Regions from separate parts of the Homo sapiens genome. Here region 1 is linked to region 2. The links are chromatin contacts, found by Hi-C or POLR2A ChIA-PET in ENCODE. All regions are on one chromosome and are shown on one strand. Each heading gives the region's core, a stretch centred on a gene start or an enhancer-like site at or near the end of the contact. The rest is flanking DNA. Distances are from core to core; before and after follow the strand shown. Region 1 overlaps CAB39 (calcium binding protein 39). Region 2 overlaps SP100 (SP100 nuclear antigen).

Evidence for each region. Hi-C counts contacts between places; a loop is a spot of excess contacts on that map. ChIA-PET counts read pairs that join two places held with the same protein, here RNA polymerase II (POLR2A). Pooled maps may share reads with other maps.
Region 1: a loop to region 2 is called in a map of naive thymus-derived CD4-positive, alpha-beta T cell, with 2.4 times the contacts of the local background. The contact joins two enhancer-like sites. A Hi-C loop is called at or near these places in 1 of 168 maps with a recorded cell type or tissue (naive thymus-derived CD4-positive, alpha-beta T cell), 8 of 37 single-sample maps with no recorded cell type and 11 of 50 pooled maps. POLR2A ChIA-PET finds 5 or more read pairs at or near these places in 3 of 52 experiments (GM12878, PC-9 and activated naive CD4-positive, alpha-beta T cell).

The regions. Positions count from the first base shown.
Region 1 is chr2:230,794,182-230,800,647 of GRCh38, forward strand. CAB39 (calcium binding protein 39) reads left to right here. Exons shown (of 9, transcript NM_016289.4): 5 at 4,548-4,716. Among named protein-coding and RNA genes, the nearest start is that of ITM2C, 68 kb to the right of the region's middle. RefSeq lists an enhancer at 1-294. Within about 2 kb of position 4,655, at least 7 of the 41 ENCODE cell types and tissues checked have a DNase peak (open chromatin) inside an H3K27ac peak, as active enhancers do.
Region 2 is chr2:230,469,950-230,476,384 of GRCh38, forward strand. It overlaps SP100 (SP100 nuclear antigen), which reads left to right. Exons shown (of 29, transcript NM_001080391.2): 15 at 66-149; 16 at 3,375-3,491; 17 at 4,445-4,498. The region is part of intron 3 of LOC101928816 (a long non-coding RNA gene); the gene reads right to left. Among named protein-coding and RNA genes, the nearest start is that of SP100, 57 kb to the left of the region's middle. Within about 2 kb of position 3,607, at least 7 of the 41 ENCODE cell types and tissues checked have a DNase peak (open chromatin) inside an H3K27ac peak, as active enhancers do.

The DNA of each region.
Region 1 (6,466 bases), core at 3,405-5,904, 330 kb after region 2:
TCACGTCTCTGCGGTTTAACACTTCCCCCAAGTTCAAGCTTGTTTAGACAAAGTGTGAGTCAGTGCCTGTGTTGCACGCCAGCGTTCTGTTTCCCTCTTTCTATTTCTAACCATCTGTGTTACTTCTTCAGATTTTGGGATACAGAACTTTTGGCATCTAATTTTGTGTTGTATCAATTCAGAGTTGTATGTAAAAACATGTAGTGAGCAGTGTGAAATTGTGGTGATCTTAGAGCAGCTTTCAGGTGCCTTTGTGTGTTTTTAAAGCCCATATTTCCTTTTCCATAGAAACCAAGGATTATTAAAATCAATACATTAGTTAACTCTGCTGACATTTTTCACTTCAGAGTAATCAGAGGCATGATATGAATGTTGTTAAATGGCATGTCAAGAAAGACTTTTGAGATACAATTTACAGTTTAGAGCTCTCACCTGTGCTGGCCAGAGCAGACACTTCCAGCCAGGAAGTAGCATGGAGAATGCAACTGGTGGGCCCACCGGAAGCCCCGCCCACCTCCTTTGTTGTGAAAAATATACGTACAACTAGAGGGAATATGTAACATACCGGTTCCTACCCTAAACCCAGCTTCAACAGTTACGAATGTTCTGTCATTCTTGTTCCTCTAGTCCTTGCCCCCTTTTTCCTCTGACACATGACATCACTCAGTATGCATCCCTAGTACGCATTACAAAACACAGTATAACACAGTTACGTTACCATTTGCAAACCTAATGTCTAATGCCCAATCTACAGATTTCCTCAATTTTCACAAAAATGGCATTTTACAGTTCGTTTATTTAATATTACTTCCAGGCTGGACATGGTGGCTCACGCCTGTAATACCAGCATTTGGGAGGCCAAGGCGGGTGGATCACTTGAGTCCAGGAGTTTGAGACCAGCCTGGGCAATATGGTGAAACCCCGCCTCTACTAAAAATACAAAAATTAGCCGGGTGTGGTGGCACACACCTGTAATCCCAGCTATTCGGGAGGCTGAGGCACAAGAATAGCTTGAACCCAGGAGATGGAGGTTGCAGTGAGCCGAGATTGCGCCACTGCACTTTAGCCTGGGTGACAGAGCAAGACTTGATTTCCAAAAAAAAAAAAAAGTTCCAAACAAGGCCCACAAACTGAATTTGGTTAATACTCTGAGCTCTCTTTTAATCTATAATAGTTAATATTATGCCATCTCTTTGTTGAAGCCTGGATTGTTTGTTTTGTAGAAAAATCATATATTTTAGACTTGGCATTCCTGTTGCTTCTGTAACATGTTCCACTATCTGCTAGTGATTTAACTGGTAGATAGTTAGATCTGGCTTTTTTTTATTAGATTCGGATTCACTTTGAGGGGGGCAAAAGTTCATGGATGGTGCTGTGTGCTTCATATTGGGTGGCACTGGTTATCCCATTTCTGGTGATGTTCGGATTGACCGGTGGATGCAGGTGTCCTCAGTCTGTAATCTGTCCATTACAAAATTCTCATTGACCTTTCACCTCCTGGTTTTAGTTTCCATTGAGAATCATTGCCTAGATTCAGAATGGCAGTTTCCTGATTCTGTTATTTCTTCTTCATATAATTAAATTGTTTCTATAAAGAAGAACCCTTCTTCCTTGATGACTTAGTTATCCCAAAATAGTCTCATTTTTTAGTATAATCAGGTATTTTTTTTTTAGTATAATCAGTTGATGACCTGGCCACTTCCTTAGATAAGTATTGAGTTGTTTTAAGGATCATTATAAACTCACGTTTTTGTCTTTTTAAAAATTATATTTGATATGTCTCAATCCATTCCAGTCATTACTTTCTTGTGTCCAAGTTGCCCCATCTTTGGCCCTTGGGAACTCCTTCAAGTTGCCTTCTGTGTTGTTTTGGCAAGACCCCATCAGTCTGTGATTGCTTCCTTGCTTTCTGGCGTAGGATGACCATCTTGCTCATTTTGTACGAGTCCTGCCAGACCTGGAAACAGCTGTTTCTTGAAGGAGCGCTGTGAACTGCATTTTAAGATTTTTGTACTTTTGTTAATTAATTTAGACTGCTTCCATACAGTGTGATTATCTTCTTAGGCTGTGAGTACTTCTGTTAGATATTTATTTGCGGGGCCATGCTGCTAATACTAGCATGCATTTGAAGTCGTATTGCTAGTGTTAGACTACATTTGGAGGCGATTTTTTTTTTACTGGCAATTTACATGTTAGTATGCTGTTCACTCTAGTGCTCACAGGTTATACAGCATAACTGTTTGCCTTGTATTTACTGGTTTATGGTTTAATCGTTTAGACAAGCTTGACAAGCCTCCATCAAAACCTGTTCAACTTGTACCAAACTGTCTTACCCTTGTCTTTCCTGCCTTCTAAAGCTCAGCAAAGATGAATTGTATGATCAGCCATTTTGTGAGCAGATATTTCCATCAAGTAAGAGCCGGTCAGCATTCTAGCTGCATGCCTCCACTGATGCCAAGGAGTGTGGTTTTATCTTGTTGAGGATCTGTGATGTGTAAGAGGACACCACTACTAGATAACAAATGAGTACTACAGGATTTCAGAGGATAAAATGTGGTTTGGGTTAATAAGGCAAGGGTTGATAAAAGGAATAGGACTTAAGATGGGAGTTCCTAGTAGTTTAGAATTTACACAGGCAGAAAAGAGAGAAGGCATCCTAATGGCATATGACTGGGAACAAAGGTACAGGGGCAGGAATGAACATAACATGATTGGCAGCAATAAGGAGAGAATTTGAAAGTTGTGTGGCAGGTTGGGAGGTGACATTGTGCTAGAACAGGAGATCTAATAAGAGGAAGACTGGATAGTTAAGTCCAGAAGTTTGTCTTTATTTGATTAGCTAGAAGAAATCATTTTAAGCTCCCAAGCTGGAAATGCTGTTGATACACTTGTGTGTTGGGTAGATTTATTATGACAGAGCTTGAACAAAGGTGCTGGCTAGGAATCATTTCCAATTGTCCAGGTATGAATTAATGTAGCAGTGGGAATGAATAAAAGGAAATGAAACTAAGATAATCAGAAAAATATTTTTAAAAGCCTTTGAAGGCTTTTGAAGCCTGACATTGAAGTTGGGAAGATTTGGAGTAAAGAAGGAAAGGTTTAGAACTGGGCTGTCCAATATAGTAGCTACTAACCACATGTAATTAATTGAAATTAAATAATATTTATGATTCAACCCCACAGTCACACTAGACAAATTTCAGGTGCTCAGTAGCTATATGTGGCCAATCTCACCATAATGAACAGCACAGATACAGAACATGGAAATTTCTGTTAGACCTGGTTTAGAACTGGGTAACTGAAACAAAATAATGATGCCAAATTATAGAAATGAGGAAGCAGGGGGGTGGGGGTGATTTTATGGAGGGGGATGAGATTTGATTTGAGACACGTTGAGTTTATGGTAGCCCTTTAACGGAAGTTGTCCAGAGGCAACAGAAAATGCCTAACTAATTCAGGAGTAGACATGGAGGTGGGGTTAGTAGTCATGGTGGGAGCCATGAGATTGTATGGGCTTTCATTAGCAGGCTGTAGGCAACAGGTGAAGACCTCAGCCAGGCAAGAAATGGGAACAGTCAGAGAGATAGAAAGGAGAACATGAAAGGTTTTATTTTGGTTTTTTACAGCACTGTCAGGACACTTGAGTAGAAGACTCTATTTAGCCAAGAGGGAATCTTTGCTGGCCCGTTATTTCACTAGTGTGTTGGGAAATGGAATATGACTAGAGGAGAATGTGAGGTGGAAAGAAAGCCAGTGCATGCAGCTTGAGAGGAAGTAGAAGAGAGCGATGTGTTTGAGGGGGCGGAAGAGTCCAGTCAGAGGGCTTGTGCACATCTGAAGGGGAAATGCCTCTTGCTTGGCTGAGAGGTGTCTCTCTAATGGCGGGGAAGGAAGAAGCCAGAGACATGGAGATGAGCATAGGGAAGGCTGTGTGCAGAGAGCTGATGAGGGGGGTCTGCCTGCTCTGTGGCCCCTGGGCTCTCTGATGGGGACACTTTGTGAAGTCCTCAGGAGGAGGCTTATCAGCTTGGTAGTGTTTACATGTGGCTGAGAGTCTCCAAGTACTATCTTGAGTATTGAATTGAAACAACAAGGTATAAATTCTATATGTTTGTAGACCTATTTAGATATTCTGAATTTGGGGAAATATTTTGTTTTCTGTTTTTTGATTTAGCTTTTGGTTTTTCTGAGTGTCAAGAGCACCATCTGTAAAAGCTAACCCCTGTATGGAGTGGTATGACCCGAAATACTTCTCTTGAAATCTTTCAGCTTAAATAATGAACCTTTAGTCACACAGTCACTCGTATGGCTATTTTTCTTTGGTTTAAGGCGGTCATCACCAACCAGTGTGTGTTTGCACTCTGGAGTCAGTTTACCTGAGCACATGCTCTGCTCCGACTGAAATACCTTCTGTAATCTGCGATGGTCATTTAGTTAGGATACATGTCTGAAAACTGTCTTTGGCCTGAAAGTTTGAACTGTTCAGTGTTGGAGTTTTGAAAAAGCAATCATGTTTGGTTTGTTTGTTTGGTTTTTTGTTTTTGCAGGTATGAATCTCCAGAAATAGCTCTAAATTGTGGAATAATGTTAAGAGAATGCATCAGACATGAACCACTTGCAAAAATCATTTTGTGGTCGGAACAGTTTTATGATTTCTTCAGATATGTCGAAATGTCAACATTTGACATAGCTTCAGATGCATTTGCCACATTCAAGGTAACAAAAACTGTAGAATTCTAAATATCCTTGAAAGTCAGAGGTGTGCTGTTTTTCTAAACCTTCATTGCCCTCCTAAATCTACACGTGGCTGCCCTCTAGTGGGAAGAGAAAGATACATTTTGTATATGTTTGTGTGATAGAGGTATATGCAGTAAAGTCACAGCTTTAAAAGGGTGGAAAAGTTAGATTCTAAAGTCTATCTAAAAGACAAAAGTCCTGTGTGGTCAAAATTCTACTTTGCTGTTAAATTATAATTAAGTATGGTATACTGTACAGCATATGTAACAACCAGGTTTTCTCCTGTGTTTGAAACATTGTGTAGCAGTTTCTTTGGTTAAGCACCAGATGAAGTAGTTGGCTTCTGTTCAGGTTTATGTTAATTTGGAATATACACTTCATGAAATATTAGGACCACATTCAGGACAGAGATACTCACATTGTGGACAGGCCCGAGGAAACAGTGGATTCACCTCTCCCATCTCTGCTCACACTGGATCATGTCGATTAAATGTAGAGCGTGGACAGAATCACCCACACTATTCAAATCATAATGTATCTTCCCCGCTCCCCCATCTACCTTTCCTCCCTTGGTGTATATTTGTATAAATTAAATACATACATGATGTGACAGCACTGTACAACGTGCAGATTCTTGTTTTGAGTTACAAGGTTCTATGCTGTTTACAATCTATGAATAAAGCAGGAGTCTTTTACAATGAGAGCAAGCGTTTGTAGGTTACATTCCCTTATATAAATTGCCTAACCTTATGAATAAATATTTAGAACTGTTTTAATATAAACCAATACTTGCCAGGCGCAGTGGCTCGTGCCTGTAATCCCAGCACTTTAAGAGGCTGAGGCGGGCGGATGACCTGAGGTCGGGAGTTCGAGACCAGCCTCACCAACATGGAGAAACCCCGTCTCTACTAAAAATATAAAATCAGCCGGGCGTAGTGGCGCATGCCTGTAATCACAGCTACTCGGGAGGCTGAGGCAGGAGAATCGCTTGAACCCAGGAGACGGAGGTTGTGGTAACCCGAGAATCACACCATTGCACTCCAGCCTGGGCAACAAAAGCGAAACTCCATCTCAAAAAAAAAAAAAATGTATACACGCACACACACACACAGCCCAAAGAAAATACATATATACACACCAGTATTTAGCATACTGATATGCAGACGACCATGCTCAGAAACCATGAACACTATCACAGTGAGAAGTGGCCACCTTTCTTCTGAGGGTTCATTTTCATGATTATGAAAAGCCCCTGAAATAATGAGCACACACTTTGGTCTCTGGGTGAAATATGTCCCACCTCAGAGTGAATGAATGCCCTAAAGATAGGATGAAACCTGGGGACCTGATCATTAGGGTTTTACCTTGAATGAGAATCAGGTCATAAGGCCCCCAGGGATTTATTGAATGAGAATCAGGTCATAGTATGAGAGCTCCCCAGGAATTTATTTCCCAAAACTCTTAAAGAGGGAGTTGAAAGCCTCAGGTGAGGACCCAGATATTTGTATGTAGGTGTACAAAGCAAAACAAAATGAATTTGAGATTATAACATAGAGTGATCAATATGATGTCTTAGGTGTCACCACAGTTGGTGGGCTAGGACTCATGCTTATAATGCATCGGTGGAAGGGTATGTCCCATTCAGAAGTAGCAGACCTGCCATGAAGGGCGGTGTAGCAGCACCATGTGTCAAAGAGAGATTCCCCTGTGTGGAAGGACAGCCAGGAGC
Region 2 (6,435 bases), core at 2,357-4,856:
AGAATTCCCTGCTGATTCCTAAGACTCAGACTAAGACTGTTAAGGAATTTTATTTTTTTCTGCAGGTTTCAGCAGTAGTGACTTTTCAGACCTGAGTAATGGAGAAGAGCTTCAGGAAACCTGCAGCTCATCCCTAAGAAGAGGGTCAGGTAAAGAAGATTAGGATGCCAAGACTTGGCCTGCAGAATGTCAGGAATGTGAATTAAAAGCTGCTGTTTCCAGACGCTTTTTATTCTGAGCACCTTCACTACCTTGTATCCAGTTCATCTGGGAACTCCTTTTTGCATTTTAGAAAATGGAAAGAGGCAGGAAATTATGATAAACTCATGTTTAACAGAAAGAGTTTCACTGACTAAATGTATGTAATTATATTTTGTTGTTGTAGAAGAAATAAATAGCAAATTTGTGGTATTCTTTTTTTTAAACCTGCTCTCATTCCTATTAACACTAAGATCTTAGATTTTTATAGTGATAAATGGGTTGACATCATTGTCATTTGTAATTGTAAAGCCTCAAAAGACAACTGTTCCTACTATGTAATTATAGACAGAAATAAAAACTTCAGATCAAACACTCTCAAACGTTAGTATAGTTTTTGGTAGATGTCCTTCATCATGTAATTGGATTATATTGTGTTATTTCAATGTCTTTTGGCAAATAATATCTTATTTTGTCATCACAAAATTTTTAAGACATAGGCAGGCTAACTATACCCATTTTGGGGTGAGGAAATAGATGTACAGAAGTATTAGGGCCAAAAAACTAAAGAAACAATAGAAACTAGCAACCCAGGTGTCTCACGGTGGGTGACTGTTGTATGTAACAGACAGGAGGATAAGAGCTGTGTCATTTAAGTCAAAGTCCAAAGAAGATGCGCAAGGAACTCAGAATATTCACAGGAGACTATACCAGTGCCTGATGCAAGAAAGCTTATTTAACAACCACTGTGTGTGTGTGTGTGTGTACACATGCATATATTTGTTACATATAACATGTATACATACATAAACACACACATATGTGTGTGTATATATGTATATTGGTTAATACATATAATCTTTAGGGGGAGGGAAAAATAAAAATCGCAAACAGACAGAGATAATAGGAATGGAACCAGCTATATAATATACAAAATACCTAGAAAGACAGAAGCAAAATAGATAAACATAGAAATAAAGGAGAACAGAACATCATTGATGGAAACAGAAAAAGCAACACAGGAGACAAGATAAATCAAAGGGAGATGAGCTCACCGAATCAAAGAGACAGAGACAAAAATGTATAGCAGCAGGGCAATGGGCAGAAAAATGAGAAGTGAGAAGGAGAACGAAGTGTGGCCAGATAGAGTAGGGCTATGAGGTGTACTCATTGATATAGGTGTATTTTTTTGTCAGTCCGTTTAAGCTCTGAAAATAGTTCAGCATGACCACATTGAGACAGGTTCCCTGGTTTCCTCGTCACTGTCTATAGTCTATTATTTCCTTGTTTGTCTTCATTGTCCTGTGAATTTAGAGCTCCTCCAATGAATACACAAAGAGAGTCAGAAGAGATGCAGCCCATTAGCTTGTGATGGAGAAGCCGATTATGATGTTCAGTTCATTATTAATTATCTTTTTTTTCCTACTTGCATGGAGGAAAAGTTCTTTTTTCTTTTCCTTACCTCTCCCCCAAAACATATGCACACACACATACACACCACACACACAAAGACTTGTGCACAGACTCGGGCTGCTTGCGACAGGTTTGAGGGAGCGAAAAGAAAAAGAAGAGCTGGGCTCCTGAATGGAGGGAGGAGACACTGAGTGGATAAAGTAAGGAGAAAGAATGGAGAAAGGTAGGCTAGAGTCACCAAATGAAAAGATATAAGAGTCAGCTTCAAGTTTTTCTAAGTGGACAAGGAATTCAAATATTCCAGGTAGGGGAATTTTGTGGGGGAGGGAGGGATAATTTTCAACACACTTCTCAGAAATTGTACCAGAAACGTGAAAATAAAGTTGCTGATTGATTGACAGCCTTGCAAGGTAGAAAGCTCATAAAGAACAGACAAAGGTAATAGAGATGGCTATGTGGTCAGTGTCCTAACAGCAGGCATTTGGTGATGAAAGTAATAACCTGTGAGATAAAGATGAATATAGATGAAGAAAATGTGGATAAAGACAAAGATTGAAATTGCAAAAAGAGTCAAGATCAAGATAAGGGCCAGGCGCAGTGACTCATGCCTGTAATCCCAGCACTTTGGGAGGCCGAGGTGGGCGGATCACGAGGTCAGGAGATCAAGACCATCCTGGCTAAAACGGTGAAACCCCATCTCTACTAAAAACAAAAAAAATTAGCCAGGCATGGTGGCAGGCAGCTGTAGCTCCAGCTACTCAGGAGGCTGAGGCAGGAGAATGGCGTGAACCTTGGAGGCAGGTCTTGCAGTGAACCAAGATCGCACCACTGCACTCCAGCCTGGGCGATCGAGCAAGACTCCGTCTCAAAAAAAAAAAAAAAAAAAAAAAAAGTCAAGACAAGATTCAGAGAAACAAGCTAGAAGAGAGAATAGAAGGAGGAAGTGATAGTAGAAAGAAGTTCACCTCAATAATAAAACTAGATCTAAAGATATAAACAGAAAAACAGGTGGAATGAGATACATTCAAAGGGTGATGAGTGGTGTAAAAAATTAGGTACAACAAGAAGTATGTAGAGAAAGAATTAAAAGATGAGAGAAAAATGGAGGCAAGAAGGGGGAAGTGTAAATGGGAGAGAAGAGAATGATGGAGAAATTGTAGGATCTGAAATGACCATGAGATAAAAGCAACTTTAGCACAAGGCATGATTCACAATAGCAGTAAGTTTTCAGAATAAGGTGTCCCCTGGCCCCTCTGACTCACCCAGATTAAAAAAGGCCTCACCCAGGCATTTCATCCACTCCTGTGATTTCAGTCACCACCCACAACCTCATGATTCCTACATGTGTATCTCCAGCCAGCCCTGTCTTCTAAACTCATTCATCCAAGTGTCAGAAGGCTCCTGTTGGAGATTCTGAAGGCCTTAGACTTCACCACTTGGATGTTACTCAAGACCTTCAAACTTAACACCTCCAAAACTGAGCACATCATCTTTTTCCCTAAAACCAGCCTTTGCTCCTCCAGTGTTCTTCATCACTGAAACAAACTATTAATTGACCCTTTATTTCAAGATGAAATTCTCAGGGTTATTTATGAACAGAAGGGAAAAATACAGTGAGGAACCACAAAAGAAAAAGAGATTTCAGATGTAGAGCCCATCCCTTAATTTAGCTGTGGGGAGTGGGCAGTCACTAATGTTGGGGGGAAGGAGAATCTTTGAAGGGGAGTGGGCACAAATAAAAATGTTTACAAATCACAATTTAGGATCACAGCCACAAGAACCTGAAAATAAGAAGTGCTCCTGTGTCATGTGTTTTCCAAAAGGTGTGCCAAGAAGCCAAGAAGCAAGGACTGAAAGTAGTCAAGCATCTGACATGATGGGTAAGGCTACCCTAGGGTCTTGGGATGGAAGTGGCTCAGTGGATATCACAGACACTGGGTAGGGATGTGGGAAGTGATCAGAGTTGAAGCAAAGCATGAAACAGCCTCTGGATCACCAACAGGAAGTGGGCCCACAGGCCCCAAGCTTCAGAATTTCAAAAGTCTGAAATCATAGTCCCGGTTTCCTGCTGCACTTGACTGTGAGCAGACTGTGACAAAGAACAGGTTTGGTGCCGCCAGAATCCTGTTCTCTACATTTGCTTAACCCGACCCTTTTGGGAACTGCAGGGAGGCAAGAGATCATTATAAAGCCATATTTAACAGAATGGGCTCTCTTGGTTAGGTGGTAAAAAAATACACTGGTAAACATAGTAGTATCTCACTATATTAGCATATCAATAGTAAAGTGTTGAATTTATAAAGCGAGTTCCATCCTTGTTCTTGAAAAAAAAAAAAAGAAAACATGTTCTTCCACTCACAGGTAATAGTGTCATTTTGTCACAACTTTGGAAAGGCCTAAAAAGACAAATAGTCCTGCTACCTGTCAGGAAAGAAAAATCAGATACCTACTCTTATGCTAAAAATACATTGTTTTGAAAGATATCCTCTGGACTGTTATTGATTTATATAGTGATTTCCTATTAACTCTTGCAAGTAAGATATTTAATATTCATAAAAATTTTAAAGCTGAACAGGATAACCGTTGCTGTCCCTGTTTCATAAATGAGGAAATTGGTGCATAAAAGTAATGAAGAGCTGTTTCAAAGTCTCAGAGAACTAGACGAAGACCTTAGACATCAATTCAGTGTCTGTTTCCTTTGGAAGGAAGACAGATAAATTATACTCAGAATATTGTTATAAACGCAAGCCTTCCATGCAGTGTGAATTGTCATAAGATTTATAAATTTTACTTATAAATTACAGTTCTCTGACCACTACCTGTCACTTTCTAGATACCATGGATGTTGAAAACAATTCTACTTTGGAAAAACACAGTGGGAAAAGAAGTAAGAACAAATAAGAATTTACTTAATTTTTATGTTACAAATGAACTATTTTTTAATGCTAAGGTTTATTATCATCATTTTCTTTTTTCAACTTTTATTATAGATTAAAGGGTGCATTTGCAGGTTTGTTACATGGGTAAATTGTGTGATGCTGAGGCTTGGTGTCCCAAAAATCCCATCACCCAGGCAGTAAGCATAGTACCCAACAGATGGTTCTTCAGCCCATGCCACCCTCTCCCCCTGCCCCATCTAGTGGTCCCCAGTGTCTCTTGTTCTCATCTTCACATTTATGTGTATTCGATGTTTAGCTTCCACTTGTAAGTAAGAACATGCAGTATTTGGTTTTCTGTTCTTGCATTAAGTTGCTTAGGATAATGGCCTCCGCTCCATCCATGTTGCTGCGAAGGGTGTGATTTCATTCTTTTTATGGCTGCATAGTATTTCATGGTGTATATGTGTGCCACATTTTCTTTATCCAATTCACTGTTGATGGGCAACTAGATTGGTTCCGTGTCTTTGCTTTTGTGAATAGCACTATAAGGAACATATGAGTGCGTGTATCTTTTTGATAGAACAAGTTATTTTCCTTTGGGTATATACCTAAAGGTAGTGGGATTGCTGGGTAGAATGGCATTTCTGTCTTTAAGTCTTTGAGGAATTGCCACACTGTCTTCCACAATGGTTGAACTAATTTTACCCTCCCACCAACAGTGTATGAGCATTCCTTTTCCTCCACAACCTCACCAGCATCTGTTATTTTCTTGACTTTTTAATAATAGCCACTCTGAGTAGTGTGAGATGGTATCTCACTGTGATTCTGATTTGCATTTATCTGATGATTAGTAATGTTGGGCATTTTTTTCATGTTTGTTGACCACTTGTATGTCTTCTTTTGAGAAGTGTCTGTTCATGTCCTTTGCCCATTTTTTAATTGGATTTTGTTTTTTGCTTGTTGATTTGTTTAAGTTCCTTGTAGATTCTGGATATCAGACCTTCGTTATATGCACAGTTTGCAAAAATTTTCTCCCATTCTGAAGGCTGTCTGTTTACTCTTTTGGTAATTTCTTTTGTTGTACAGAAGCTATTTAGTTTAACTGGGTCCCACTTGTCAGTTTTTGTTTGAGTTGCAATTGCTTTTGGAGACTTAGCCATAAATTCTTTGCCAAAGCCTATGTCAGGAAGGGTATTTCCTAGGTTTATTCTAGGATTTTTATAGTTTTAGGTCTTACATTTAAATCTTTAATCCATCTTGAGTTAATTTTTGTATAGGATGAGAAGTATGGGTCCAGTTTCGTTTTTCTTCGTATGTCTAGCCAGTTATTCCAGCATCATTTATTGAATAGACAGTCCATTTCCCATTGCTTATTTTTGTTGATTTTGTTGAAGATCAGATGGTTGTAAGTGAGCAGGTTTGTTTCTGAGTTCTCTGTTCTGTTCCACTGGTCTATGTGTCTGTTTTTGTACCAGTACCATGCCATTTTGATTACTGTAGCCTTATAGTATAGTTAGAAGTTGGGCAACGCGATGCCTCTAGCTTTGTTCTTTTTGTTTACAATTGCTTTGGCTATTCAGGCTCTTTTATGGTTCCAACTGAGTTTTAGAATAGATTTTTCTAATTCTGTGAAAAATGACGCTTTTATTTTAATAAGGATGGTGTTGAATCTATAAATTGATTTAAACAGTATAGTCATTCAAACTGTATTGATTCTTCCAATCCATGAGCATGGAATAATTTTCTATTTATTTGTGCTATCTCTGATTTCTTTCAGCAGTGTTTTGTACTTCTTCTTGTAGATATCTTTCACCTCCTTGGCTGGATGAATTCCTAGGGATCTCATTTTCTTTATGGCTATTGTAAATGGGACTGTGTTCTTCATTTGATTCTCAGCTAGAACGTTTTTAGTGTATAAAGATGCTACTGATTTTTATGCATCGAT